4 separate regions of the Homo sapiens genome follow, and all the other regions are linked to region 2. A link is an interaction called in ENCODE POLR2A ChIA-PET data of the cell type or tissue named here. Cell type or tissue: CD4-positive, alpha-beta T cell. All regions are shown on one strand. Links, peaks and the distances in the headings refer to the core of each region. The heading gives the core; the rest is flanking DNA. Region 1 has its middle 17 kb from the start of THEMIS. Region 2 overlaps PTPRK (protein tyrosine phosphatase receptor type K). Region 3 holds the start of THEMIS (thymocyte selection associated). Region 4 overlaps THEMIS (thymocyte selection associated).

Evidence for each region. ChIA-PET counts read pairs that join two places held together with the same protein. Peaks named below come from ENCODE experiments on the same cell type or tissue, not always from the same donor. Only the 100,000 strongest peaks of a DNase experiment are listed, where the experiment ranks them.
Region 1: POLR2A ChIA-PET joins it to region 2 with 35 read pairs; 9 of 35 experiments call an interaction of 5 or more read pairs at or near these places.
Region 3: POLR2A ChIA-PET joins it to region 2 with 21 read pairs; 8 of 35 experiments call an interaction of 5 or more read pairs at or near these places.
Region 4: POLR2A ChIA-PET joins it to region 2 with 14 read pairs; 7 of 35 experiments call an interaction of 5 or more read pairs at or near these places.

What each region holds. Positions count from the first base shown.
Region 1 is chr6:127,914,339-127,921,973 of GRCh38, reverse strand. It overlaps a transcript of THEMIS not described here. Among named protein-coding and RNA genes, the nearest start is that of THEMIS, 17 kb to the right of the region's middle. In CD4-positive, alpha-beta T cell, for the core only: no CTCF peak of the experiment used is centred there; DNase peaks (open chromatin) are centred at 3,053 and 3,303; H3K4me3 peaks cover 2,926 bases; H3K27ac peaks cover 2,927 bases.
Region 2 is chr6:127,969,023-127,976,657 of GRCh38, reverse strand. It overlaps PTPRK (protein tyrosine phosphatase receptor type K), which reads left to right. Exons shown (of 30, transcript NM_002844.4): 27 at 1; 28 at 2,831-2,994; 29 at 3,501-3,636; 30 at 6,378-7,635. The coding sequence ends at 6,431. Among named protein-coding and RNA genes, the nearest start is that of PTPRK-AS1, 55 kb to the left of the region's middle. In CD4-positive, alpha-beta T cell, for the core only: no CTCF peak of the experiment used is centred there; DNase peaks (open chromatin) are centred at 3,677 and 4,477; H3K4me3 peaks cover 1,248 bases; H3K27ac peaks cover 1,609 bases.
Region 3 is chr6:127,897,684-127,905,318 of GRCh38, reverse strand. It overlaps THEMIS (thymocyte selection associated), which reads left to right and starts at 4,261. Exons shown (of 6, transcript NM_001010923.3): 1 at 4,261-4,477. The coding sequence starts at 4,387. In CD4-positive, alpha-beta T cell, for the core only: no CTCF peak of the experiment used is centred there; DNase peaks (open chromatin) are centred at 2,198 and 4,168; H3K4me3 peaks cover 3,125 bases; H3K27ac peaks cover 3,418 bases.
Region 4 is chr6:127,889,211-127,896,845 of GRCh38, reverse strand. All of the region lies in intron 1 of THEMIS (thymocyte selection associated), which reads left to right. Among named protein-coding and RNA genes, the nearest start is that of THEMIS, 8.0 kb to the left of the region's middle. In CD4-positive, alpha-beta T cell, for the core only: no CTCF peak of the experiment used is centred there; a DNase peak (open chromatin) is centred at 3,095; H3K4me3 peaks cover 1,982 bases; H3K27ac peaks cover 991 bases.

The DNA of each region.
Region 1 (7,635 bases), core at 1,366-6,365, 54 kb after region 2:
GCCTCAGAAGTTGTCCAGCATCATATCTGCTACATTTGATTGGTGTCAAGTGTGTCATAAGTCTACATAGATTCAAGGAGAGGAAAATTATATTTCATCCCTTGATGGAGAAGGGAAAGGGCAGAAAGGGACAATTTCATTTGGTATATCTGTGATTAGCACAGGAAGTCTTTGTTGGCCAGCTGCGGTGGCTCATGCCTGTAATCCCGGCACTTGGGAGGCTGAGGTGGGTGGATTACCTGAGGTCAGGAGTTTGAGACCAGCCTGGTCAACATGTCAAAACCCTGTCTCTACTAAAAATACAAAAATTAGCTGGGTGTGTTGGCAAGTGCCTGTAATCTCAGCTACTCAGGAGGCTGAGGCAGGAGAGTTGCCTGAACCTGGGAGGCAGAGGTTGCAGTGAGCCGAGATCGCGCCACTGCCCTTCAGCCTGGGCAATAGAGCAAGACTCCATCTCAAAAAAAAAAAGAAAAAGTCTTTGTTAGCATGCAAAGATACAGAGGTGGTGGACCTGCTGAAAAAGGCAGCTCAGGGTCCTCTGAGAAGACGACCTCTCGGCTGCCTGGGAATACACATTAGAGATAATTTCTGTAGTAAAATACACATAGCATAAAATTTCCCATTTAAATGCACAATTCAGTGGTATTTTACATTCACAATGTTGTCCAACCACCACCACTCTCCAACAGATAATTATTTTTGGGGGAGGACAGGGTTCAGGAAAAGCTGAACCACGTTCAACCACAGAAAGAAACCACAGCTCCCGAAGAGAAACTGGAATAAGATGGGGAAATGATTTGGGACTGGGGGCCTGCCCTTAGTGCAGGGTTGGGGAGGACTTGTTCTGGCCATTATGCATTGCTAAGGAACCCTGCCCTTAGCAGCCACAATGGCACAATGACGCCAGGCCATCTCTGTGCAGTGGGAAAGCATTGATTGCTGGGATCAGGACCAATTTTTCACAGTGACGCTTTGCAGCAGAGGCCAAAGCAATGAAGATCATGGGCTGTTTAAATTTCTCAGTTCTCTTTTAGTACGAAGGTTGGCTTTCCTATGCTTAAGTAAACAGTTTTTTTGCTGAGAGTAAATCATGTGAAACAAAATGGTCTTCTTTCTAATCAGGTGATAATCAGTTGAAAAAATAAAGTGAATATGACCATATTTTCTCTAATGTTTTATAACTAATCATACTGGATGCTTGTAGTTAGGAATGAGTATACTGATCTTCAAAAAATAGAGAAATTTGACTTTGAATTTACCTTTCGATTTAACATATTCTGAATAACTGTGTTACTGGGATGGGGTTATTATATTTCTGACTCCCAGTAACTCAGACATTAGAAGAGATAAGGAAAGTGACAAACCTGTTTTTATTCTAGTATTATAATTCTTCGCTGTCACGAAAGCCAGGCTGTTTTGCTTCCTTTCTGTAAGAAATTGTCAGTTGATAGGCAAAACTTCAAGAATAATTAAAGAAATAGGATAGGTACATTCCCTTGGGAAAATCAATCTTCTGTAAATGTATTCAAATGAATTCAGTATCCTTTCCTTTTAATAGTGCTTATCTAGGTGAAAACATTTATTTTAGATTTTGTTATGGCACCCAGAAAACTATGATGCCTCTTTAAAAATAAATTATAGGGTAAAAGTCACAGAGGAGGATGATTGAAAAGAAAAAGTCTCAGGAACATTCCCTGTGTGTCTCCCTCTGTCTTCTGTGCACTCAAAGCATGGCAAATCAATCTCAGAACACTTCCTGTTACCTGAGACTCTCTTGAAGTGTCTTCGTAAATGTTTAATGCATCCCTATCTCTTATTCAGTATGCCAGGAGGAGAGAGATTTGTTTTTGGCAGGGGTTGGCTTTGGTAAATGCCACAGGTTAATTCACAGGTTCTGTTGCATCTGTGTAAATTGGGAAGATTTGACAGCTGCGCCCAAAATACTGGCCATTCTCTTTGGGAAGCCAGACTTTGACACTTGGTTTAAGGCAAAATGAATGTCAATTTGTCGTTTACCTCACCTCCTCCACAAAAACACTAAAAGATTGTTTTTATCAATATAAAGATCCCTGCTTTGAGAATCCTCGAAGCCATAGTGTATGTGTTTTGAACTGGAGATGGGATGGCAGAGTTGTTTAGAGGACTAACATGAGACTAGAGATACTGATAGCTACTACCCTGCAAAGGTTTACCATGGACTGGTGCACTATGGATGTATGCTATCTCATTTAACTCTCACAGCATTCATAAGCACTTGTAAATTGTTCATTCATAAATTGTATCTCCCGTGGGGAACATACAATTACTATCTTTTTTTTTAAAGATGAGAAAGCCAAGACTTGGAGAGTTTATTAGTATTATTTTATTCTTTGTAAAAACAGCTTTATTGAGACATAATTCATGTATCACAAAATTCATCCATCTAAAATGTATAATCAATGATTCTTCTTATGTTCACAGAGCTGTGCAAGCATCACCACAATCAATTTGAGAATATTTTCATCACAGGAAAAAGAAACACCATAACCATTAGTAGTGATCCCTCCCTCCCCAACTATCCTCTTCTCCCTATCCCATCCCACACACTCACCCCAGATTAACGTTTTTAGATTCCACATATAAATGAGATCATGGGGTATTTGTTTTTCTGTGCCTGGCTTATTTCTGTTAGCACAATGTTCTGACTTGGAGAGTTTAAATGACTTGCTGAGGGTCTGCCTAGTGAGGTGCAGAGCTGGGACTATATGGCTTCATCGTCTAGGACTCTACCTACTACAACATATCATGTTGTAAAACAAGCAGACAGGAGGGAAAATGGAATTAGTGAGTTTTTGTGCAGCTACTCATCAACCTCATTTAGTACCTATTTATTTAGAGCAATTTACCATTTAGTAAAACATGGAAGGAGTTAGATTTGCATAGCTGATTTTATATAGTTGCCCTCAAGGTGGAGAGTAAAGGAAAGTAGCAGTTGCTCAACACTAAAGTCAAAAGGTTTGGATTTCACTTTCAGCTCTATTACAAACTAGCTGAGTGAATGTGGGGGAGCTACTTAGGCTCTTTCATGACATACAGAGAAAACAAAAAAAGAAAGATGGAGACAGCACACTTCAAGTTCCAGAAGGCTTTCAATTTGTGGTTCCAGTTTTTACCTGATCCACAACAGCATGCTTGCCTTTAAACAATTCTGAACTCTTGTAATAATTTTAATCTTTAGGTTAAATAACTGGAATTGGTTGCTGTTATTTCCAGCTAGCATTGCAGGAAATACTGAATCTGGTACAACATGGGTTTAACCACATCAAAATTTAGAAGCCCCACCCACTTTGTAGACACAACAGGTTCACAGATAAAGTGTTCTGCAGACTCAAGGTTTATACTTACAATTACGAGATTTATATTTGCATTAGTCTCTTTGGCTGGTGGGTAGGGGTGAGAGGCTCTTCCTGGATCCCTTATTTTCTACAGGAGAGGAGGAAAACACCTGGGATGCTCCAGTGCTCTTACGCAGATAATGATCATTAACATCAGCCTCTCTGATCAAAGGTACAGCTCTTTGTGGGATAATATCTCTTGCATAAGATTTTATGGGCCAGGGCTATCTCTAATTATTTATATACTCTCAGGGTTTTCTTGCTTTAAATGGTCAGTTATAAAGACTTAGCCTAGAAGAAAATTTCTCTGAAAAATATTAGTTACCAGCAGGGTCAAGTTGATAATCCTTAAATTATCTTTCTTTAGGATTAGAATGCTAATTGCAGGCACGCATTATGCCTGGGTTTGTTTATTTTTAATGTTGCAAGTCTGTGCCTTGGAGCCTTCAGTGTTTAGTTATTAATGGGCCACTCTCTATGCTGGGATTAGGACCTATCCAAGAATATAGCTAAAGAAGAATGACTTCCAAATTTACTCTAATTGTACATGATTCTTAAAAATCAATACTTATCCTTGCAATGAGGACTTTTACTACAGTGTATTGATTAGGGCTCTCTCAGATAAGAGTGAAATAAGCTGACATATGCAAATGTAAGTAGAAAGGATAAATTTATTAGAAACCTATTATATCTCATGGAATCCAAGGAAATGCTGAACCACTAGACTCTTAGAATGAGGAAGTCAGGGAAAGTAACAGCTTCCTCGGAAGCAGGAATTTGTGGCTAGTTCTTCAGAAGTTTTATCTTTAATGACACAATTTCTGATTTCCAGTATATCTTTTAGTTCAAATTCTAAATTTCTGGGGAAGAGAATGTGATTGGCCCTGCTTGTTTCAGGTGTTGGTCTCTCTTCAACTAACCATGGTCTTGAAAGTGATCAGATGATATAACTGTGGCTGAAAGGGACATCCCTGCTGATTACTCCAAGAGAAGGAGAATTCTCATGACTAGGAGCTGGGCAGATAGATTAAAAGTACCTAAAACAATGGTCATCAAGAGGAACTTTGACACAAGGAAGCACTTCTCACTGCTGATTTTGGAGTTAATGTGAAAGGCTAGGTTCAGTAATCACACATTCCAGATTCTACTGCCCCGGTTCCTGTCCTGTTTTCAGCATCCTATCAATTCTGTATATCTTATTCATCCAATAAATTCCCCACATTTCTTTAATTATTGTTGATTTATGTAGCTTGCAACCAAAGGATCCTAATTGATATAGAAGTTGTTACTAGAAGCATCTATTGCCTGCCTACCGACCCAAAATGTAACTGGGGGACTGACTCCATTCTGCTCTCCTTGACTTCCACCTACATCTCAGGTTGTGTTGAGGACCAACCCATTTTGTAATCTTTCTGCTATAGTTTGTGAGACTCGGGAAGATCTTAGCAACTGAATAATCCAGTACTTTGTCAAGCTTAGTTTTCTGTGGAAATACAACTCTTAAAAGCTTTTTTGGTTTGTTTTTCTCCATTCCCTTTTTCTAGACCCTATAGACTAAATTTTAACATCAATGCTTTTGCAAAAGCAAACTCTTTGATTCTAGTCCTAATCTTGAAGTTTCTGATGCTTGTCAGTGGACTTGAGCCTAAGTGTACTGTCCATTAACATAATAGCTTCTATTGTGATTTTGCCATTACTTTTAGTGTGTTTTTAAAACTACAACAACTTTTGCACCAGCCTAATAGCTTGTCCTCTGACTCAAAGCAATCGGAAATAATTCCCTGGTAGTACATTATTTGAGGTCCTTGGCTGTGAGCAACAGAAACCGACTCTGGCTTAAGCAAAAAGGAAATTTATTTTATGGATATTAGAGAGTTCACTGGCTCTGCCAGAATATGGAGGTATGAGATTTAGAATCTAACAGCACAGCAAGCAGTAATTCACTATTTTGTCTGAGCATTGTCAGCCACTGAAATGAATAAATTCTATCCATTTTATTTTTCTTACTCTCTTTGTCTTACTGTACCCATTTAAGTTTCCCACAGAAAGGATACAGTTCTAGCTTTGATCATGCCCCTCTTAAACCAGGCAGAAGGACCTCTGTGTCAACCATTGCAGTGAACAGAGGTTGGGATAGGAAGGCACCATTAATCATCTTCACCTTATCCCAGGCAGAATTCCAGTTGCCTCTCTGCCATGACAGGAGGAACCACAAACAAAAATTGGGGTTTGATGGAGGACAGTGGTGGGGACTGGGTGGGCAGTGACTTTTTATTGTAATATAGCTATAATTGTTTTCAATAAAAGTATTTTATTATAAATATATATGTGCATATATACATATACATACATATCTATATAATTATTTCTAACTCATTCCCTAGGTTTATTTTTTTCATAGATATATTTAATTATAATATAAAAAAATTAAACTTTTTCTAACTCCTTCTCTAGGTCTCGTAATATAAAATCATATTTTTAATTAAACAAATATAGGGTTAATTTTGTAACTTTGGGCAGACTTGCATTGCCCAAAAAATAGAAAGTTCTGACACCTAGTTTTAGGGGGAAAAAACAAATTTGCTCATTCTTTTTTCTTTTATTATTAGTTTTGAGACGGAGTGGTGCTCTGTCACCAAGGCTGGATTGTGGTGGCACAATCTCGGCTCACTGCAACCTCTGCCTCCTGAGTTCAAACGATTCTCCTGCCTCAGCCTCCCGAGTAGCTGGGATTACAGGCGTGTGCCACCACGCCTGACTAATTTTTGTATTTTTAGTAGAGACGGGGTTTCGTCATGTTGGGCAGGCTGGTCTCGAACTTCTGACCTCTGGTGATCCACCCACCTTGGCCTCCCAAAGTGCTGGGATTACAGGCGTGAGCCACCACACCCAGCTGCTCATTCTTTTTTCTCATGTGCTTCTACCCGAGAAGTTTCTTTTCTGGCACAATTGGTATTAAAGGTTTATGTGTAGCTCAAGTTCTCTCTCTCTCTCTCTCTCTCTCTCTCTCTCTTTCTCTCTGACCCTCTCTCTCCCCACCCCTAGCCCCCTCCTGCCCCAAGCAGAGTACAGAGCCCATCATCTTTATTTGCCCTGCCTTTACTTAGTAAGTATGACCAAATCAGGGCCGAATAGCAATAGGCCCGAACAAGGCCTGTGAAATCTGTGAATGTTCCTAAGTGTAGAATCTGGAAATTCAACTCTTTCAGCTGTCAATACCAAGCCACAAACTTAGGGGACAGTGGTTGGAAGCTCCAATTTTAGCCCATAATTACATATATGGTCTTTAGCGCATGATTATATGTATGTTCTTTAGCCTAGTTGTACCAAAACAAACAAACAAACAACAACAAAATGATACTATACTGTCATCATTTTGCTTCTATGTCTGTTTTCAATTTTGTTTTTTTTCCAAAGGGGAAGTATGATAAACCTCCTTCCACACCCCAGTAAAAGCTTCAAAAGTGTTTTCTGTGGTTCTTCTAAAAGTAAATTTCCTAAAAATAGGACAAAAATGGATCCATCAATGACGAACTGTTACAATGGGACCTCAATCTGTGTAAGATTAAAATTATATAAACTTGATTCTAAAAATGGTTCAATATCAATAAGTAGCAGCTTTTCAGATTCACTAGTAATGTGTAAAATCAGGTCAAAGTGTGTTTCTGGTCAATTACTGTTGTGATAACCATAGCAGGCACACATAAAATATTTTACTTGGCACTTTATCTGTAATATTACTTTGTTTCAAACAAAATAGAACTTTATGAAGATTATATAGTTACCTCCTGGCTCTACTGTAGAAAAGCATGTAACTTTACTGTAAAGTGGGAACAAAGGCGGCAAATGTCATTTACATACATTTGAAAGTTCCTTTCATTCCTTATATTAATGTTTGGTCAACGATGGACTACATATGTGATGGTAGTCCCTTAAGATTATAATACCATGTTTACACTGTGCCTTTTTCTATGTTTAGATATGTCTAGACACAAAAACACCACTGTGTTACAGTTGCCTACATCATTCAGACAGTAACATGCTATACAGGCTTGTAGCCTAGGAGCAATAGGCTATACCTGATGGCCTAGGTGTGCAGTAAAAGTACACACCTAGGTTTGTGTAAGCACACTCTATGATTAACGCAACAATGAAATTGCCTGAGGATGCATTTCTCAGAACATATCTCATTGTTAAGTGACACATGACTATGTTTCATAATGAAATCGTCCCTTAGGAATTTACAAAGTGGCAAGAAAAA
Region 2 (7,635 bases), core at 1,806-6,805:
AGTAAGTCACTATCGGATCCTTTGAGCTGATCTAGAATAGGTCAGTCATAACCAAGATGTGGTATAATTTTATTCAGACAACAGGGAGACTACAATTAATAAGCACTATATCATCCACCTCAAAGCTAGTAACCATCTTATGCCTTAGTACTCGAATAAAAATACAGGAAAACAGAAATGCTGGAAGCTAGGTTTTTCGGTCAGTCACTAGACTAGCATATTCTCTCAGGAAATACAGATGCACTGGCTCAGTCAAGTTGGACAGCCTAGGCCTGGCCTCTGAGTGTATGTAGACTTATCTTAAGGATGACTGCATGTTTTATTAGTATTGACATCCAGCCCAGAAATGGCATGTGATAAAAAAAATAAGAACATTGCAATAACAATAATGACAGAGAAACTGTACTGCAGGAGGAAAGAGACATGTTGGATCAACCATTATAGAAGGGTTCCATGTCACTGTTCCAAGTTCATTATTGATTATCCTACCTGCAATTTCATCTTCCTAAACGTCTCAACCTATGGCTCTAAGCAGATCTAAAGGTAGAACCAGTGCTGCTACCACCATGCCTTTTCCCAGCAGCAAAGTAGTAACTGTATCGTCTTTCTCTGACTCCTCATTTGCTTTCCACTACATGACAAATTCAATGTGGGTGGGGAAGATCTTAAAAAAAAAAGTGCTAATAAAGCCCGGGCACAGTGCCTCATGCCTGTAATTCCAGCACTTTGGGAGGCCAAGGCGGGCAGATCATAAGGTCAGGAGTTCAAGACCAGCCTGGCAACGTGGTGAAACCCCATCTCTACTAAAAATACAAAAATTAGCTGGACATGGTGGTGGCATGCCTGTAGTCCCAGCTAGTGGGGAGGCTGAGGCAGCAGAATCATTTGAACCCGGGAGGCAGAAGTTGTAGTGAGCTGAGATCACGCCACTGCACCCCAGGCTGTATAGAGCGAGACTTCGTCCCCCAAAAAAAGATATTAATAAAAACAATTTAGATTATGTAACCAAATAACAAGCAGAATTGGAAAAGAAAACATTAGTAACTTTCATGAAATTAAGCTCTTTTTAGAGAGAAACATTACTCTGTTTTTTAAAGCACCAGCTCTGTGGGTATGTATTTTAAGTGTGTGATTAGGATTATCATGTTTCAGTGTCTCTCATATCAAAATGACTACGTGTGTGTCTGGTTAATAAGTCTATATGTATATAACTATGAGCAGGGAATGGAATCATATCGACTCCTATTGCTCATTTCAGTGGAGAAAAAAAGGATAACTTCAATCATCTCATAATATTCATGCATATCTTAGATGTTAATTTAAATGGAATCTCATTATGTCTGCACATCTGTTACATTATGGTTCTAGTAATATTTGAGTTGGAAAAAAACAGAACTGCTGAAGACAGTAAGGCTTGTCTGTTAATTGAGCAGTTTATGTGAAAAATATTCTAGGAACAGGAACTGAAATGTTATATTTTTGTCAGCATATTTATTTATTTGTTTGCTTACTTATTGAACTGCCTCTGTATTTGGTATTCTGGTCCTTATTAGTACATGATTTTTTTTCTGTTCTCACTCTCATCATTTAATATATTTAATATATTTAACTGCATCAAACATTTAACATGTACCAACAAGTTTGTAGAGTACTAAGTAGGGCTTGTAATCTACCAAAAGATGCATGGGCTCTTGCCAATCTGATATGATTTACTCATATATTACATATTCTTCCTGATATTTTTATTTCAAGGTTTAAGGTTTTGATTCATTCTTTCAACACTACTACTTTTGGGGAAGTATTATGCAAAGTTCTACTGATACAGAGTGTAGGAAAAAAAGATTTCCGTGTACTTAAGGAATCTTTATTTTTTTCAGGAAGAAAAGCATTACATGAAAATTGTATAATCCTTTTTGTATAAAAGTGATGCATTTTACAGTGAAAGAGTAAAGAATATAGAGTGTTTAACTGGGTGATCTGACATAACTGTGTGATCAGAGATGACCTCTTTGCGATAGTAGTATTTAAGCCAAAATTTAATGAATCAATAGAAATTAGTTGGGGGTTGATGTAACCCACCATCCTGGTTTGCCCAGGGCAGGAGCTTTCCCAAGACACACAGCCTTCAGTGCTAAGACCAGAGAAGTCCCAGGCCAACCTGGGACAAGTTGGTCATTCTATTTGGGATTGAGAAGACCAAGCAAGGAAGAAGTATTCAAGGCAAAGGGTACATACAGTATATGCAAAGTCCCCAAGGCAAGAAGAGACTTGATATATGGATTAAAAGAAGACAAAGAGAAGGTTGAAGAAGGGGGTGGAGCCAGATCACATAAGTTTTTTTAAGCCATGACAACAATTTGGATTTTATGCTAAGATCATTTGAAAATCATTAAAGCAGGAAATGACAAGATTGTATCTGCAGTTCAAAATAATCATGATGCCTATAGTAAGAATGGACTGGAAGGAGATCAAAGTTTATTCAGGGAGATCAGCTAGGAGGTAATTATCAGAACCTGTGACTAGTAGTGTATTGATGTCAGTGGTGATAAAGAGAAGGCAATGAATCTGAAAGTTATTTAGGAAATGTAATCGTAGTAATGAATTACTGGATACATAGTGCGAGGGAGAAACAGGTATAAAGGATGATTGCCATGTTTCCTGCTGTTGTCACTTAGAATGTTTTTTTACTAGCATGTACATATTGAGGATTTATATCAGCTAGACTCAATCCAGTGTAGATGCCATTTGTATTGTAAATTATATGCACCTTTTACTTTTTAGTAAAAATTGTAGTCCCAGCGTATTTACATAAAAACACTTCCCTCTACAGCCACAGGAAGGTTATCTGATGGTGCAACAGTTTCAGTACCTAGGATGGGCTTCTCATCGAGAAGTGCCTGGATCCAAAAGGTCATTCTTGAAACTGATACTTCAGGTGGAAAAGTGGCAGGAGGAATGCGAGGAAGGGGAAGGCCGGACGATTATCCACTGCCTGTGAGTAGGGCAGCTCAGCCTGTCATTCATGGGGCCTTGGTGCTTATTTTCTCATTTTCAATGTTAAAGACTATCTGGCTTGCATCTTATGGACCTCCCATAGATGTTATTTTTAAACAGTCTTCCTGTCTCATGAGTCTATAATTAACTACTAAGTTTATTTTGTATATTTTCTAAATATTGATTATTATATAGCTATATTATTTAAACTCTTTGGAACACTACTCGTAACAACTTCTGATTTACACAGTTTACAAATATATCAGAATCTCAAAGTCTAGATTGCAGCAATCTATGCCTATAGCATTTTCCTGAGTATAAGCTACTGATCTAATTTCATCCTCAAGTTTTCTCCTCTCTGCCTTGTACACATATAAAGCAAAATTAAGACACAAATGGAAAACAATTAAAACTACAATGTCTTATTTTCCCAAACATATATGATGGTGTGACCTGTGGTCACTTGGTGCTGCTATCTAAAATGCCTTTGCTTTCTTTGCTTTCAGAAATGGTGGCGGGCGAAGTGGCATGTTCTGTGCTATAGGCATCGTTGTTGAAATGGTGAAACGGCAAAATGTTGTCGATGTTTTCCATGCAGTAAAGACACTGAGGAACAGCAAGCCAAACATGGTGGAAGCCCCGGTGAGTCACAGAATCTTAGATTTGGAAGGCATCTTAGAGATTAGTTAGTCATATACCTACTTATTGATTTGACTTCATACACACATAGGGAATCAGATGTGAAAATGAGACGTTGTGGGGACTTTCCTGCCTAATTAATACATTGCTGAGCATCCCCCTCTACCCACAGACACTTAATCACGTATTGCATAAACTGCTAATCATGAAACTATTTTCATTTAATTTGGGAAATTTGTAGGATTTTTTTTCTGTTATAGCCAAAAAATATTTGCTGCAGTAAACTTTGGTAAATGGTCCTATAAGAAGAATAAATCCTATATCAAGGCTGTATGTCTAAGGGATATAGGTTTCATCAGTACCTTAGACACCCAGTATTTTTAAAAGGCAATGAAATTTAGTTTTGTCATTATCTATAATTATTCATTCATTTTCTGATCAAATTGTAAATGGTTAAACTATCATGGTTAAGTTTTCAGCTTTTACCAACTGTAGAGGGCAGTTCATATCATGCTACTTGAGCTTGTCAAGGCTCGTAAAGTCAGAACATAGCTTACAAAATAAGAGCTGATAGGTATGTGTGTGTGTGACAGTTCATCTAGGTGAAGCTGTATGCAGAGTAAGAAAGAAAGTTACACTTATCTAACACATTTTACTTCTAACGAGAGATATCTGTGGGTTACACATATGTATGTGCATGGTGGGATCAGGTTGGGAGCAGCTGTGTAGTGTATGCTCACAGAAAAGTAAACCAGAAAAACCAAGGCATCATTGTTGCTTGCCCTACATTTATCAAGATGATCAGATAACTAGAATGAGCAATTCAATAAACCTTTAAAGTATTTCACCACTTCCTGCTCATGGATTGCTCGCACAAGAGTTGCGTTGCTTCCTGAGACAAAATCTGAAGACTTAGGTTTGTACTGTTTCACTTTTACAAGCGGTACCAGACTTCCACCCTTTCTACAGGTGTCCTCAAACTCCCTACACCACCTCATTTCCCTGGGTTGTTGCAGCTGTCTACACAAGATTACATTGGTTTTGATTGGGGTGCTGGCTATGGAGATGAGAAAGGGGGGATGAATCGGAGGGATTTTTGAGGGAGAACTCTCAGATCGTCTTAGCAACTAAATGAATAGTGGTTATGTCTCTAAACTTTGCGATTTGAAGATTTCTTGATGTAAACTCTGCCTCCATTTTTCAGGTCAAGTCTTAAAATCATCAGTGGGATCATTTCTGACTTCAGAATTCAACTTTTACCTTCAAATTTAACTGATTTCCCACCTTTTTTAATTAAAAAAAAAATCTATGGTTAAACTGTGCCATTCTGGGACCTTCCAAAAAGTTACTATTTTCCTTTACATTCATGTCCCGTGAATCCTGAACACCCCACCCTCTGATTTGTGTTTAATCAGTGTTGATGATTAGTTTAGTGAGCTGTGGAGTTGAGCTGAGGAGTTTGGTGAGGAGATTTAGAGTGAAGGCAATATTGCTGGAGACTGCTTAAAGAGACATAACTATTTCTAGGCACATTTTGGTTCCTTGAATGCACTCGCCACAGTGGTAGGTGAATTTGAATCATAACTACTTGGTGAATAGTGTTGGAATGATAAAGACCTCTTAAGGAAAGTTTTATTACCCTAGTTTATTGCTGGAGACACCTCGAACTTCTATTCCAAAATAATATGCATTTTAGACTGTTCTCCAGCCTGAATTTTACCCACTTGAATGAACTGAGTTGGGAATTTTTAAATGAATTGCATATTATAAGTAATAGTTTATGATATGGTCTCTGAATTTTTCTAAATTCTTATTATGGAGCAAGTCCATAGATGGGCTTAGAGGAAAGGCAGTTTTAACTCAAAAATTTTATTGCCAATATGTTGTCTTAAACATATAAAGGCAGCAGAAATACATTTTCAGGTATAAGTAGGCTCAAAATTTAAGGATCACTAACCATTCTTGAAAAATTTGCTTAAATACTCTGATGGACAAAAACAGTGTCAAAAATTAAGAACTTGAAATTGCATAAATGGCTGTTTAAAATGGCTGGCTTTTTTTTTCTCAAGGAAATCATCTGAAATATATGGAGAAAAACATTTGCAGTTTATCACTGTAGCATTATAAAATAGAGAAAAAAATAAAAGCAACTTAATAGTCAAACAATACATATATTTGATTTTTATGTGGTATTAAAAGATGTTAAATAACATGGAAAAAGAATTGTAACAATGTTAAATTTTAAAAGTTACATTTAAAATTATATTTTGAAATATACATAGTTATATTTATTCTAAGATAATTATTTCAACCATGCACAAAAAGAACTGAGGCAAACTAAGGTGATATTTTAACAATTTCTTCTGATGATAGAATTATAGCTCTTTTTCTCATTCTTTATGTTTGTTCAGAATGTGTATATTCTTTATATTTGTACAGAATTGTTCTGTAATGATCAAATATTACTATTATAAACAGATAAAAAATTATAGATATTTAAAAAATTGATAGAAAATATGCGGCAAAGATAAAATGTCTTTTTAAGATAAATTTCCTTTTTCTTAAATGGATCATTAGACTCAAGTATAAAATATGTATGCCTAGATATTAATCTCATATATAGAAAAAATAAATTGTAATCCTTGAGTAATCTAAATTGGTTGTCAAGTTTCATTTGGTAACTGTTATTCAACATTAGTCTCTTTCTTAAGTTTTCTCACTCTTTGTGTTTTGACATCTTTCAGGAGCAATACCGTTTCTGCTATGATGTAGCTTTGGAGTACCTGGAATCATCTTAGTTGGGTGAGACTCTTTAAAGTGCATCCATGAAGAAACCTGTCCATCTATTGAGCCAGCAGCTGTTGTACCTGTTACACTTGTGCAGAAAGATTTTAATGTGGGGGGTGGGAGACTTTTACATTTGAGAGGTAAAAGTATTTTTTTTATGAAGTTGTGTATCTTAATAAAAAGGACTGAATTAGTTTTTATTACTATATTAAAGCATCAACATTTCATGCCACATAAATTATATTTAATAAGAACCAGATTGAAATGAGAACGTATTGGTGTTTGTACAGTGAACATGCCACCTTTTTTCTCATGGTTTCAGTAGAGCAGCTACCACATGTTGCATGAGTTCATACTTTCTACGTGGCATTTTTCTCCCTTTCTAAAATGAAAGCTGATGAATCTTAAAAGGAAGAAGAAAAGAAAAGCTGTGCAAATTCATAGTAAAGTTCGTTTTTTATATGTTTCCAGTGTAGCAGATCTCTATATAAATATATAAATATATATAACTGGCTTATTTTCTTTTAATGTGCAATGATGGCTGGATCATTTAAAGTTCTTTTTAGAAAATAACATAAGCCAAAGACTCAAGTGTAAATATGTCTATATGGAGAAAGCACATTATATTTATTGGTTACTTACATTCCTTTTTTGATGGCTAAAATACTACCACCACACAATCATCTTTTTTTTCCTGAAGAAAGCTTTTTCTTTAGCTAAAATCAATTGTAAACGATTTTTGTAGATTATTTTTTGTATGTTTTAGTGTAAGTAGAAGATAAACTTTTTATTCATAAACCAGGAAGCAATGTTCTTTATAGTGATTCTCTTGTGTACATGCTTGTGAATTAAATTTGTGTAAAATCCCTTGGCAATTGGGTCTTTTAATATAGGACCAAATTAAAACATTTTGCTGAATATGTATAGTTTTTCACAATTTCATTAGGTAAATAATGGTTTGGTGATCATACATGAGAAATGTACACATTAAAAGGCCTTGCTGACAACTTGCACAATGTTGAACATAGCCTTTAAGCATCATTTAAATTTTAAAGGAATGGAGTTTTTCAGCCTGTGGCCCAGCACTGGTCAAGAAAACAAGATGGCAACATATATGCTTTCAGGGTCAAATTTGAGCAAACTGTAAACTGTCAGGGTGATAAAATGTTTCTCTTGATGTTTACATGCACAAGCTTTGCGTTCTGACTATAAAAA
Region 3 (7,635 bases), core at 1,833-6,832, 71 kb after region 2:
GGTTTTTGTTAGTAAGTCAGCTATCATCTTATTGGTGATCCTTTGAAAGTGACAATTTCTTTTCTTCAGAGTGCATTTAAGATATTCTCTTTGACTTTGGCTTTTTAACGTTTTAGTATGATGTTCCTTAGTGTGCCTTCTTTTGCATTTATCCTCCTTGGTGGTGTTGGCAAGGCTTGAATCTATGGATTGATGCCTTTTTCAACTTTGGAAAATCTTCAGCTATTATCTCTTAAAATATTTCTTCTCCCACTATTATTTCTCCTCTCACGTTGGGACTCAGTTTACATATAAGATCTTTCCACTATGGCTGAAATATCTCTCTGCAGAGACACAGAGATAGATAGATAGAGAGAGAGAGAGTGAGAGAGAAAGAGAGAGAGCAGATATTTCCTACGCTCCCATTTCCAGTTCAACAATCCTCTCTTACTGTATGTCCCATTTGCTGTTAAAACCAATTATTGAATTTTTAATTTCAGTTACTGTATTTTTTAACTCTAGAATTTTCATCCGATACTTTCTATAGATGGCAGTTCTTTTCTCCTTCTTGTCTTCTAGTTTTGAACATGTTTATCAAAATTATCTTAAATTGCAGGACTAATAATTCCAATATCGGAATTACCCCATGAGTTTGTTTCTGTGGTCTCCCTTCTCTCTGTCTTTCTCTGTCCTGTCTTCTGGCATTCCCATTCATTTCATACTTAATTATAGATGTTGTATTTTTAAATATTACAGAAGTTCTGGCTGCTTTTCCTCAACAGGAGGATTTACATTTGCTTCTATCTGGCAGCAAGAATAGGGGCAGACCACTTTAATCCAATGAGGGATTGAGCTAATTTTAGTCTAAGCTTCAGTTTTTGTAAAGCTAGTTCTATTTATAGGCAACCCTTTCTCTTAGGAAGCAGCCTTCAGGAGCCCCAACTGAGAACACAGGCATTTGTTGTGACTCCTGCTCCCTCCTTGGCTGGCCCTGGCTTCCCAGTTCTGCAAGACTGCTGAAAGCACTCCTTGGCTTCTTCAGCTTCCTACCAACCATGCTCTTGTTTGTGTCTCATACAATCAACCCTGTACTGCTTTCAATGAGCAAAAAAATTTTAAGGGGAAAAAGTGGTGCTGAGCAATACCTTTCTCTGACTTTTCCTGGAGGAATTGCTACTTCCCAAAGTCCAATTTATTTTGGTCTCTTTTGCTATGTGAAACTGCCAAAAACTCAACTCAGGTTCTCTCCTCCTGAGCCACCAGTTTTTGCCTTCTCAGACTCTCTCTTGGTGCCAGTTACTAACCCATAAAAGCCTTGAGGGAAAAGAAGTGCAGAATATGGAGTTCCTCTAATGGTTCTGCTCTGCTTTACAGGATCTTGGCCTCTCATGTTCTGCACCCTGACAGCTCTCTTGTTTCTTAAAACAGCTTTTTTAAAAAGTATACAGCTCTTCTAGGTGCCTTTGGTAGAAAACGTGGTCAGATACAAGCTCATAGCCAGAAATAGAAGTCTTTGAATATTTTTATTTTGCATATTGACTAACAAGTGGCCTTTACCCACCTAAGCCATTGTTTATTTGAAGGATGTGCTTTTTTTTTTTTCTATTTTGTTCAAACTCCTTTTTGATTTACAGGAGTATTTCATAAGTTAGTTGTCAAATATATTATTAGTTTTTTCCTTCAATTACTACTCAGAAATAGTTATTTTCTTACCCTTTTCCAGACATTTTCCTATTTTTCCCCTCTGGTTTATTTTTATTTAAATTTAATTTTAAAATGTATCTAACTTTAATTTCATTGCATGGAAAGTTAGGGAAATTTTCTCCCCAATTATTTAACAACCATTTGTTGAATAAAACATTCTTTCCCACTGCCTTGGAATTTCACCTTTTTCAAATAGTAAATTATTATATACAGTCTAGTTTTTTTTTTAAAATTCTCGTTAATCTATTATTACACCTATAACATGCTGTTCTAATGACCAAACTTCAATAATTCATTTTACTTGATGATTCAAGTACTCTTGAACTCATTGCTCTTCTTTGTCAACCTTAACTTGGCTGCTCACATCAGGATTTTTTTGCCTGTGTGTCAGAAGTGATTACGATCTGGTCTAAAGCAGTAGCAGTGGGGATATAGAGCAAAGACAGAGTGAGTGGTACTGAGTATTGCCATCTATAGGGCCTGATGGATTTAACGGCTAGAGAAAAAAAATGGCATCTCACATGATTCTAAGCCTTCCGGCTTGGGAAACTAAGAGAATAGCAGTGTCATTAATTAAGACTGAGAATACGAAGATGATTATCACAGAGAGAGCGTCATCTGTCGCGAGAGCAGAAGCAGATGGAGCCTAGGTAATTGTAAGAGATTGGTGATACGAAATGGCTGTTTGGCTAGTAGGATAGAAATTTGACTTGGGAATATTAAAAAAATAAGTGATATCCAGCTTGCATTAGATATCAAATGAAATGTATTGTGGCATCAGTTCTAACGGATTCATAATTTTTAAGGAGCAGTCCACAGAAGCCTCTTTCATGTATTCATCCACATGAAATACACTACTAGGCTGTAAACTGTGGGGAGGGGTATGGAAGGCAGACAGATCAAGGGTAGGACATTTTTGGACAAAAAAGTTGCCAGTGAGGAATTTGAATCTAATGATAGTAAACCTGTTGATGTGGTCAATCGTAAATTCTACTTTTATAAAGAAAGAAATGAAGCTGGACTGATTATTGAAAATGTCAAATAGGATTACAAAGAGTTGAAACAGTTTTATAAGCTCCATATCAAAACTAGGCAGTTTTTATCTTTCTAGGTCATTTACATGATGGCCATGGTAGAACTGAGATGTCCCCTGACCCTCTGTATGTGGCTATGCTCTCTGCAGCCTAAGGCCAAAACAGTTAATAGATAAGTGCCTGGGTTTGGTTACTAAAGAAAACGTGTAGATTCCTGTCATCTTTCAAGTGTATACATACCAACCAGTATTCTTTATTTTTTTTTTTTTTTTTTTTTGAGACAGAGTCTTGCTGTGTCATTCAGCCTGGAATGCAGTGGCATGTTCACAACTCACTGTAGCCTCAAACTCCAGGGCTCAAGTGATCCTCCTTCCTCAGCCTCCTCACAGCTGGGACTACAGGCATGTGCCACCATGCCTGGCTAATTTTTTAATTTTTTTGTAGAGACAAAGTCTCACTATGTTGCCCAGGCTGGTTTTGAATTCTTGGGCTCAAGCAATTCTCCTACCTCAGCCTCCTAAAGTGCTGGGACTACAGGTATGAGCCACCGTACCCAGCCTCAACCAATATTCTTCTACTTTACCTTAAAGAGACTTAGGAACTACCACCTTTAATTGTATATATTTTAAATATTGTTTCAGTTACATGCAAAAAATAGAGAGGGGCAGGATTTTGAAGAGATCAATGTTCATGAGTTTTCTCCTGCTTCCTTTGGTGCTGATCATTTCCCCTCCTAAATTTCAACAATAAGATCAGAATTGTGGAATTGTGAACTTGGAAGAAATTATAAAATTTATTGGACTCTTCTACTTCATCTCCATTTAGTAAATAAAACAAATGAAAATCAGAGAAGACAAGGCTGACGTTAGCCTGTAAATCAAAAGCAGAACTAAACCCAGAAAATGCAGGTTTCCTGACAAGTAATTTTAATACTTTCTACTATAGTGTAGAGATTAGAAAACTCATTTTAATGTACTTTGTTAATTTACTGTATCATTTTGCATATTCTATCCCTACCCTACCCTCCTTTAAGATTCAGCAAAATTTTTAATGTGGAAGAATAAAAAGTGGTTTCAATACTCTCTCCAGAGTATAGTATCAGAATTCTAAAAAGAGCTGACGCAAAGCACTTTTATTACCAATTTTAATGTAAAGGCACTGACAGTATGCAAATAAGGCACAAAGCCAAGCTTTAGAAATGAACTAGAGAGATAATGAATTCACATGGTGCCATTTTTAAGATTAGACTTTAGTCCTATATTCCTGTTCTTTGTTGGTGGGCAAGCCACAAGCAACTCTGACCTCAGTTTTGCTACCATAGTAGATGCACACCTGGATTAACAAAGGACAGAATGCGCTACTTAGCACGTCTCATTTTTTGGGCAGTGTCTGTTCACCCCACCCCCATCCTGTTCAACTTCAATGTCAGAAGGAAATGAAGCCACAATGTGAACAAAAAGAGCTATAACATTTTTTGTCTCCTGCTTCCCCCCTCCCTCTTCATTGTCCTCCCCACATAGAGCTACTCCACCCCACTCTGGCTGTAGTGTGACATTCCTGCCTGCCTGAGGAAGAAATGGTGAGCAGGGGCTGCAATTGCAGACAAGTGTCACCCAGAAGCCACAAGTTTCTGTGAGCACCAGGTCTACAAACTACCCAAGGCATAGCAATGGCATTATCACTGGAAGAATTCGTCCACTCCCTTGACCTCAGGACCCTACCCAGGGTTCTAGAAATCCAGGCAGGCATCTATCTTGAAGGTAAGCACTCTCCAATACCTTTACTGGCTAGAACATTCTTGTAAAGTATACATTTTTGAAAATTGGAGGGGGGGAATTTTAACAGCAAATATGTGAGTTCTGGTAAAGGAAAGGCGATCACAAAAGAAAGTAATGAACTGACCAACGAATCGTCAAAAGCCAATGGTGTTGGAGAGGGGAGAAACTAGACAGGACTCTGGGACAGACAGAAATAAGGAATTGAGTGAAGCTTCTTGAGCTTTCTGTAGGCCTTGAATGGTGAACTATTTCTGCCTTTGCTTTGAAATTGGTTGTAATCAAGAATAATAAATTTAGTTATCAATATTTATGTTTCCACAATATAAAAAATAAAATTTAGCTTGCTAAAACAAAAGCAACTATCAAAGGCACAGTGTTTAGAAAGAAGTATTTCCAAATATTTCCCAAACTTTTAGCTCCTAAATGTTGCTTATACCAATGTTTTTCTCACTCTGTAGTGGCCTAACTCCAAATTCCTTAAATAATGAAAATTTTAATTTGAAGGTATAGAAATTATTGCTACAAGATAATTTTTAAAAATTGATGTTGAAACTCAGAGTTCAATTAAACTTATTGAATAATAAGATAGTGAGTTTTGGTGTAACTCACTATGTTAATTCAGGTGAAAGAACATTATAACCTCCAATATACAACCTAGAATCTTTACATGGTTAGTTTGAATACATAGAATACAATTAATAATTCTGTAGGTGTATTTCTGGCCTCAAGAGTGGTAGAATTGAAGCAGTTGTAGAAACAGATCAAGACAAAACTACCAGGAAAATAACTTAACTGTTGGTAGGCAGGTCTTTCTTGTTCGTAGACAAAATAATGTATTACATATTATGTTGCAAAGTAAAAGAAAGATTAACACGTCAGCTCCAGTTTTTATATATATTATATATATATATATATATATAAAATATACACACACATACTTGCAGGTGATGAATTGATATGGGCTGTTATCAGCTTAGTGTACAGTTTTATTTAACTAATTTGTAAGTTGATTTTTGGAATCAGACTATGTTTTGCCGTGTATAATCATATTATCAATGTCTCTATTTCTAAGCCAGCCCCAAATCATTTTTTGTCTCATGGTTTGTGTTTTTTAGGCTTTACGTAAAAAGTCTTTCTTTATGTCTACTTTAAAAAGATATTTTCCTATGTTGTTTTTATCAACTTTACGGTTTCATATTTTGCATTTAGTTTTTAGTCTATTTGGAGGACAATGTTATGAATTGTACAGGGATCCAATTTTAGTTTTCTCTATACAGTTCACCTGATTTCCAGGTACCATTTGCTAAGCTGACAATCTTTCCGCCATTGATTTTTGTTGCCTCCTTCAAATCATATTATATGTTCACCTCTGTATCAGTCTGTCTCTAAAATATCTCTTCTATTCCATTAGTTTATTTTTTTTCTTAGCTGCCCCCAAACACACTATTTTTGTAACTATGGCCTTGCAATACATGTTAATATAGAAATGATGTATAGACCAATCCCTTGTTTTCAATCCTTTTTTCCTAAATTGGCTTAGATATTCATAGACTTTAAAAATGTTTTTATAGATACATAATATATATACATATTTATGGGATACATGTGATATTTTGATACAGTGTGTAATAATCAAGTCAGAGTAATGGGGATATTATTCATTGCCTCAAACTTTTACCATTTCTTCATGTTAGGAACATTCCAATTCCACTACTCTAGTTGTTTTGAAATATACAGTAAATTATTTTTAGCTATAGTCACCCTATTGTACTACCAAACACTAGATCTTATTCCTTTTAACTGTGTTTCTGTACCCATTAATCAACCAACCCCTCTCTATCCCCCTCCCACTACCCTTCCCAGCACCTGGTAGCCATCATTCTACTCTCTATCTCCATGATATCAATTTTTTTAGCTCCCACAAATTAATGAGAACATGTGATATTTGTCTTTCTGTGCCTGGCTTATTTCACTTAACCTAATGTCCTTCAGTTCTATCCATGTTGTTGCAAATGACAGGATTTCATTCTTTTTTATGGCTGAATAATATTCCACATTTTATTTGTCTATTCATCTGTTGATGGACATTTAAGTTGATTTCATATTTTGGCTATTGTAAAAACATGTGAATGCAGGTATCTGTAATATATTGATATCTTTTCTTTTGAATATATATCCAGCAGTGGGATTACTAGGTTGTAAGTAGTTCTATTTTTGTGTGTGTGTGTGTGTGAAAACTTCACACTGTTTCTCATAGTGACTGTACTGATACACATTCCCATCGAGTATAAACGTTCCCTTTTCTCCACATCCTCTCAAACATCCATTATTTTTTATCTTTTTGATAAAAGCTATTTTAACTGAAGTGAGATAATATCTCATAACTTTTTCAATGAGTTTTTATTAAATCAATTGATTCTATAAGAAATCTAACTGGGATTTTTATTGGATTTATTGATTTGGTAGATTAAGTTGGAAAGAATTGACATTCTATATTGTTTTAAGAAAGAATGTAGTGTCCCTCTATGTGTCCAGACCATCTTCTTCATACCTTATTATTTTACTACTATGTTTTACTTCAATTAAGAGGGAAAAAACTAAATACCTTGATCATTTTCACAGTGTAAACACATTCATGTAACTGCCACCCTGGTCCAGAAATAGAAAATTCCAAGTATTCCAGAAGCCCTATCCTGTGCTCTTTCTCAGTCATTATATACTATCTCCCTCAAGTGTAACCACTATCATGACTTTTGTCCATTTATGACCCTTACATAAATGGAAAATTACAGTATGTATTCTTTTCTGGTTGGTATATCTGTTTAACATTATATTTGTGAAACTAATCCATGCTGTTTTATATATAGTTCATTCATTTTCAGTGTATGTTATTCCATTAGATGAATATACTACAATTTATGTATTAATTCTACTGCCAATAGGCATTTGGATTATTTCTGGCTTGGAGTTTCCAGTAATTTTGTCATGAAAATTCTTGTACATGTGTGCCTACGTGTATATGCATTAAGTAGGGCATAAAAGTAAGTAGGATTACTATGTCATATTGTGTGTGTACATTCACCCTTGGAAGCTAATGAAAAGCAAGTTTCTTAAGTAACCCAATTTACTTTCCTACAAGC
Region 4 (7,635 bases), core at 1,220-6,219, 79 kb after region 2:
GAAATAAAAATACCTGGATTGATTTTAAAATATAAATGCCTAGGTTTCTCCTCAAGAGGTAAAGATTTAATTATGTAAAAGGTAAGGCATCACCATCAGTTTTTGAAAATCTTCCTGATGATTATAACACACAGCCAAATTTGATAACTACTGCTTTAGAACAAGTTCTCTCAATTTATTATTCCTCTTTAAGTTTAGCACTTTGAATTTTCACATACATTTTAGAATTAACTTATCAACTTCCTCAAAAGTCCTCCTGGAATTTTGATTAGCTGTGCTTTGGTTTGGAGAAAATTGGCATCATTTTAAATTAAGTCTTCTGACCCACTAATCTGGTATAGCTCTTTAGTTATTTAAGTCTATTTCATTTCTGTCAATAACATTTTATAATTTTTTGTACAGATCTTGTATTTTTTCAGATTTATTCTTAGTTATTTGATTTTTTCATGCCATTTTAAATGGTATTTTTAAAATCATTTTCTCTTTGTTGTACTTATTGAATTTTAAGAATATATCTTTAACATTTTGTATATGTTATGTGTACATTTGCATTGTCTGTGAATATTGATGGATTTTGCTTCTACTATAATACTGAATAGAGGTAATGATAAAAAAAAGATCTCTGTATTTCATTCATGACCACTGAGAGCAATTTTCAGTAATCCACCATTCATGATGTTTGTTTTAGGTTAAATTAGTTCTAGTTTTCTAACAGGTTTTAAAAACTTGAATATATATTTGACATTTATCAAATATTCTTTTTGTAACTTTTATGATAATTACATAGTTTTTTTTACATTAAAAAGTGTTAAACATGCTTTTAATTGTGGAACACAACCAATGGGGTCATATTTCACTGAATTTGGCTTACTATTTTTTTTTGTTAGAATGTTTGTATCTCTTTTAGGGAATAATATTGGCTTATAGTTTTTATTTTTTTGTAATATCCTAGCCAGGCTTTATTATCAAGTTAGTTGAACTTACGGAACTTCTTGGTTGGAGTCTTTTGTTATTTTCCTAAAGATTTTATGTAACTTTGGTGTTATCGCTTATTTAAATATTTAGTAGAATTTTCAATGAAGGCCTCCTGAGCTGAGATTTCTAATATAGAAATGTTTTAAATTATGACTTCAATTTTTTAATAGTAAAGTCTTTTTATCCATGAGCATAGTTTATCTCTCATTTAAACAAGAGAATAAAATATCTTCTACATAATTTATCACAGTTTAAAAAAGTGTCTCTATAGAGTTCTTATGTATCCTAGGCTAGTTCCTAGAATGCACACACACATACTTATATCATGTGTATATATATATTGCTATATTGAGATCGTATTTTGTCTGTTTTCCCATTGATTGTCTCTGAAGTGAAGAAATGCAGTTAAATACGATTAGTAATATTTATAAATTCCCTTGTTAATTCTAATAGTTTATATTTTTTATTTCACTGGTTTTCTTAAATAGACATTAATGTCAGAAACATCAAGTTGTGTCTCTTTCTTACCACAAATGTTTTTTCTTACCTTTTTATTACAGGCTAGAGCCTTCAGTATTATATCAAGCAATAGTGGAAATCCTTGTCTTATTCCTAGTCATAAAGAAAATCATCTAAAGTTCCTTGTTAATATATTATGTACTAAATTTTGGTGTTTAACCTTTACTCAACTAAGGAAGTTCCCAACTATTCTTTGCTTTCTAGGAGTTTTCCGAATAAATAGGTATTGAGCTTATTAAGATAATAATGTGATTTACTTTCTTTAGTGTGTTTATGTGAGTTAACTTTAAAGATTTTTCAAATGTTGGAGGATCCTTTCATATAAATATATGTATTATATATACATTTTTTTCATATAAATATATATATTCATATAAATATATGTATTTTCAAAAAGTATATACTTTTTGAAATACAATGTAGGAATTTGATATTATATTTAGGATTTTTACATTTAATCATAATTAAAATGAGCCCATAGACTTATTCATTTTAGATTTAAGATAACATTAGCTTCCGAAAATGAGTTACATAAATTTTGCTATTTCTGTTTTCTGAGATAATTTTCTAAAAGTAGGTTTAACATCTTCTTAAAAATTTGTTAGAGTGCTCCTGGATGACCTACTAAACATGGAATTTTTTTGAAAAGAAGCTAGAATTTGGTTTTGTTAATATTCTCTATGTTTTGTTTCTTTTATTTTTTCTGATTCAGTCTCGTTTATTTTCTTGTTTGTCTGTTTTCTCTCTTGCTACTTTTCCAGCCTCCTATGTTGAATCGGCAGCCATGTTTAATACTTTGCTTCTTGATAAATGTGTTTTAAACTATTATTTTTTTCTAAGTATTTTTAACTGTTTCCTATAACTTTTGCCATGTAGCATTTTCATTATTCCTCAGATCTAATTATAATGTATTTCTTTTTAAATCCAGTAGCTATTAATTTTGTTTATTTAGTGATCATATAAGATTTTATTTGCTATCCTTTTGCTTTTAATTAATAATTTCATTGTATTTTGTTCGAGATTGATAGTCTTTATTTGGAATTGGTTGTGGTTTCCTTTACTTTGTGGTATGAAACATGTTCTACTTTGGAAATGCTTCCTGTGTGCTAAAAAAAAGTATGCTTTGTTTTTTGTTATAACACCTCTCTTTATATGCCAAATAGCTTGAGTTTTTATTTGTTTTGTTCAAATTATTTCTCTCACTGCTTATTTTTCATATGCTTAATCTCTCATTTACTTTATCTGTTGTACATCTATCTGGTTCACTCTTCATTTCTGTCTTTTATTTCATCAAAATTTTTTTGAGGTTCAGTTGTTCCATGTGCCTATGTTAGAGAGTTACATCTTTTTACTGTATTATTATCCTTTTTCCTTGATGATTTTTTTTCTTTAGGTTCTATTTTTTTAGAAAATGTTACTATTCCAGCTTTCTTTTGGTATATCATTTTCTAAGCATTTGTTTCCAATATTTTGGGGTTCTATTTTTTGTTTTATGTGGAAGGAAACATATTCTTTGTCCTCTTTCTGCCTTTTGTCTCAGTTCAGGCAGTGGAGCCAGATTCCACCCGTCCTGTGGTGATGATGACTCTGTGACAAATTTTGGGGGATGGGAGGTTTAAGGAAATTTGAAAGAGGCTGATGTCAAATCATGTGAGGTTCTGTAGTATTGGATTGAATACTCGCCGTTGACAACCACAGTGATAATAGGGAGAATGTTCATCACAAGAACATGTTGCTCAAGCATTTATTATTTTAGGAGCCGTATCGATGTGAAGCGTTTATGCCCTATTGATGTGAAGCACAGAATTGTGGGTTATAAACTCAGGACTCTGCCTCTTGGATAAGTTATAAATGAGAGGTGATTCCATGGTCAACTTAAAACATTGAACATTTGTCCTTTGTTACAAAAAATAGGTTTTATCACAACCTTGAGGTATGATGTGAAGATTAATTGAGCTATGGCATATAAAGAATTTAGCAAAATGACTGGCTGAGATCAATCTTTCAGTAAATCATAACTATTATTATTATTACCTTAATGCTGGTATATTGTAAAGAAACTGGTCAATTATTTCAAAAATTAAAACAAAACTGATTTGAATTTTTCTACTGTTACATATACCAACATAAATTGAATATGAAGAAAAATAGTAAAAAGTAAAACATTAACAATAAAACCATTTAAAGAAACCACATAAAAATGTGAAACTGAAACTTTACAAAGTGAAAAAATTAAATTTATAAAATAAAAAGCTTCCTTATTCCAAAAAAACCCAAACTACATAAATGTGGAAGAAAGACTAACTCTACACAAGGGGAATATTTACATAATATAGAGCAAACAGACTATAAATATCCTGAATGTATAAGGAATTACTAAATAACAATAAACAAAAGTGAATATAAAGATGTAAAAGGCAGTTCACATACCATACTAATATTAAAAAATTCAAATCTACTATCAACAATGCTAATGAAACAATAAATCATTATTTCTCTTTCAGGTCACTGGTATTAAAAGATTCACAAAAGTTATTGTAGGCATGAATGTGTGGAAAGGAGCCGAGGCACACTTGGTAATGTGTAAACGGTTACAGACTTTCGAGGTTGCAACTGGGTAATATTTATCTACAGAGAAAAATGTTTATAAACATCCAATCACTAGAAATTAATTTTAAAATACAATTACAAAAAGCAAAATAATGATTATATTAGAATGCTCATAGAAGCATGTTTTATAGAAAAATGTTAAGCGAGCCTAGAATGGAATAGCTTACATACATCCTAATAATGCATTATCAGGCATTGTCAAAGGGTCTAGAATTACAGTTGGGAAAAAAAGTAAAGCCCTCCCCTCTCGGAGCTTATATTCTAGTAAATGGGACAAATGACAAACCTAGATTTAGAATATATACAAGTGTCATGAAGCACTGACTGGAGAGTAAAGCAAGGTGAGGTGAAAGGTGATCTTTTGATAGGGTGACCGGGGCAGATTATCTCTGATGAAATTTGAGCAGGGACCTGAATAAACTGAGGAAATAAGCCTTGCCCACATCTGGAAGAACATCCCTGCTGAGGACAGAACAAGTGCAAACTACTGAAGAGCTTGCTTGGTCTGGATAAGAAACAGGGAGCAGCCCAGTGGTGCTGAAGGCAAGGAATTGGGGGAAGGATGGTGGGAGAAAGACTGAGGCGTGGGCAGGCCCAGACCTTGTAGGCCTTGAAGGCCAGAGTGACACTGAATGTGGTACAGAGTGGGGCTGGGAAACCCGTAGGACCTGTAAACTAATGTGGTCAGGGAAGGCCACTCTGAAGAAATGATTTTGGAGCAGAGACTTGAATATTGAGAAGGAATCAGCCAAGGAAAGATCTAGGTTCTGGAGTGTTCCAGAGTGAACAGACAGTGCAGACATCTGGGGACCAAAAGGAGCTTTGTCTGTTTGAGGAAGAGAAAACATATCCCTGTACCTTGAGCACATATAAAGCAGGGAGAAGAACATATGAGAAGAGGTTTAAGGAGTGGGCAAGAGCATTTCAAGGAGTTTGGGTTTTATGAGACGCCAATGACCAGTTTGAGCAGCAGACTGACAAGACCTGATTGCCATTTGAGGAAGATCACTGGCTATTTTGGGGAGAACAGGCATTAGTGAGGCAAAAGTGGAATGATATATTAGGAGACTGCAATAATCTAGAGGAGAGTTGATGGTGCCTTGATTTAGTGTGAAGAGAAAGGAACAGTTCAAGAGATGCTTTGGAGGTAGAAATGTCAGGACTTTCTTTTTCTTTGTTTCTTTCTTTTTTTTTTTTTTTTTTGTTGAGCTGGAGTCTCTTTCTGTCACCCAGACTGGAATGTAGTGGCGCAATCTCAGCTCACTGCAACCTCCACCTCCCGGATTCAAGCGATTTTCCTGTCTCAGTCTCACGAGTAGCTGGGACTACAGGTGCCCGCCACCAGGCCTGGTTAATTATTTTTTCGCATTTTTAGTAGGGACAGGATTTCACCATATTGATCAGGCTGGTCTTGAACTCCTGACCTCAGGTGATCCATCTGCCTTGGCCTCCCAAACTGCTGGGATTACAGGTGTGAGCCACCGCGCCTGGCCGAAATGTAAGGACTTTCTAATGGATTTGAAATTGAGGTGAGAAAATGAAAAGACTAAAGGATGAATTCAAGATTTTGGCCTAAACCACTGGGTAAATGTTTGTGTATTTGACAGAGTCATGAAGACCAGGGGAAGATGAGATTTTAGTGAGAAAAACAAAAGTTTTGTTTTGGACATATTAAATATAAATATCTATTACTCAGCCAAGTGGATATTTCAAGTTAGGCAATTAAAAATCCAACTTGGGCACAGAGGATGCTTGTGGTTGGAATGCCCTATCCATTACCTAATTGATCAGGACTTTATTTGATCAAAAACCTCATCAATTTAAAAAAAGAGGATGCCGCTTTCCATACATGTATTTCTCTATTGATATTTATATTCCTTCCAAAGCATACATAATAATAAAATTATAAAAAAGAAAGATAAAATTGATAATATACAATTTTAATTTTTGTTAATAATATACACTATTTTTCTCACAAAAGCTGTTAATTCTATTGTAACAACTAGCTAGTTTTTAAATTAATATATAATAATTGTACATATTTATGGGGTACATGTAATATTTTGATTCATACATACAGCGTGATCAAGTTAGAGTAATTAGGATACTGTTCACCTCAAACATTGATCATTTCTTTGTTTTGGGACTATTCCAAATTTTTTCTTCCAGTTATTTTGAAATAGACAATAAGTTATTATTCACTATGATCACCCTACTGTGCTATTGAACACTAGGCTTTATTCCTTCTAGCTAACTGTATTTCTGTATCCATTAACCAATCTCACTTCACCCCCTTCTCCCCGCTACCCTTTCTAGCCTCTGGTAACCACCATTCTACTCTCTTCCCTCCATGAGATCAATATTTTTAGCTACCACATATGAATGAGAATAAAACATATTAACTATCAATCTATTTTTAGCAGAAGTCATGTTACTGAAAATTATTGAAAATACTACATGTTTTTATTACTGAATACTGTTTTGGAAAATGCTGATTATCATGTGACCCAGTGATTCGAATGGTTCTAATTAATTTATTTTAGTGCTTGTTTTGAATGACAGCTATTGAAGATACCTCATCAAGGTCCAATATACATTGTATGTAATCTACTCATACAGCAGGTTTATCATTAATATTTGTGGCTATCACTCTGTGAAATAATCTTCATAAATTTCATGTTGTGAAATAATCTTCCTAAATCTGATTTTGGCAGTTTCATTAGATAGCAGTTGTACGCAGACAATGACAAGATTGTGCTAATAGAAGACGTGTCACTCTATCATTTTCTTCTTGATAGGGCCTGCAATCTTTAATTCTCAAATGTCTGTGTTGGCATCTTGTGACGTTATGTCTATTTTGTGAGAGTGAGTATAGATAGAATTAGATTATAACAATTCTTAAATCAACTTAACTTCACCTGCATTATGTTGTAGTATATTGAAAGTAAATGAATGAATTAAAACAATTCCTTTAACTCATTTTTTGAAATTCCCAATCTATCTTAGTATGTGACTTACCATACATGTCATATGACTATCCGATGCAGAGATAAATTAGGATTTTTAATATTAAATACTAGCAACCTTGAAATTAACTAATATAACTCTTTCTGTTAAATATTAGTATAGTTTAGTTTTCTTATTTGTTTTATGTGGAAATGAATACGAAGTTCTACTATTTTCCACTTTAACCTCATATCTTGTAATACTCTTTGGAATATGTGGCCCAATTTAGAGATCCCTGCAAGGAGCTAACACAATTGATGTTATGAGTCCCTCTCAGATTAAAGCTGTGGATAATTATGTATGACATATGCCATAGATAAATTGACTTGTGCTATCTTGTCCTCTTCAGTTCTTTAAGTGAGCAGTTTATAACCAAAGAACAAATCTGAGGAAAAAAATGGTGTTCATCTATTCCACTTTTCCACCTCTTTTGAGTACATGGTATGCTTGTACTTCCCAACCCTTTTGTGGTCACATGATCACATGACTTGTATTGGCAAATGTACTGAGAACAAAAATAATATG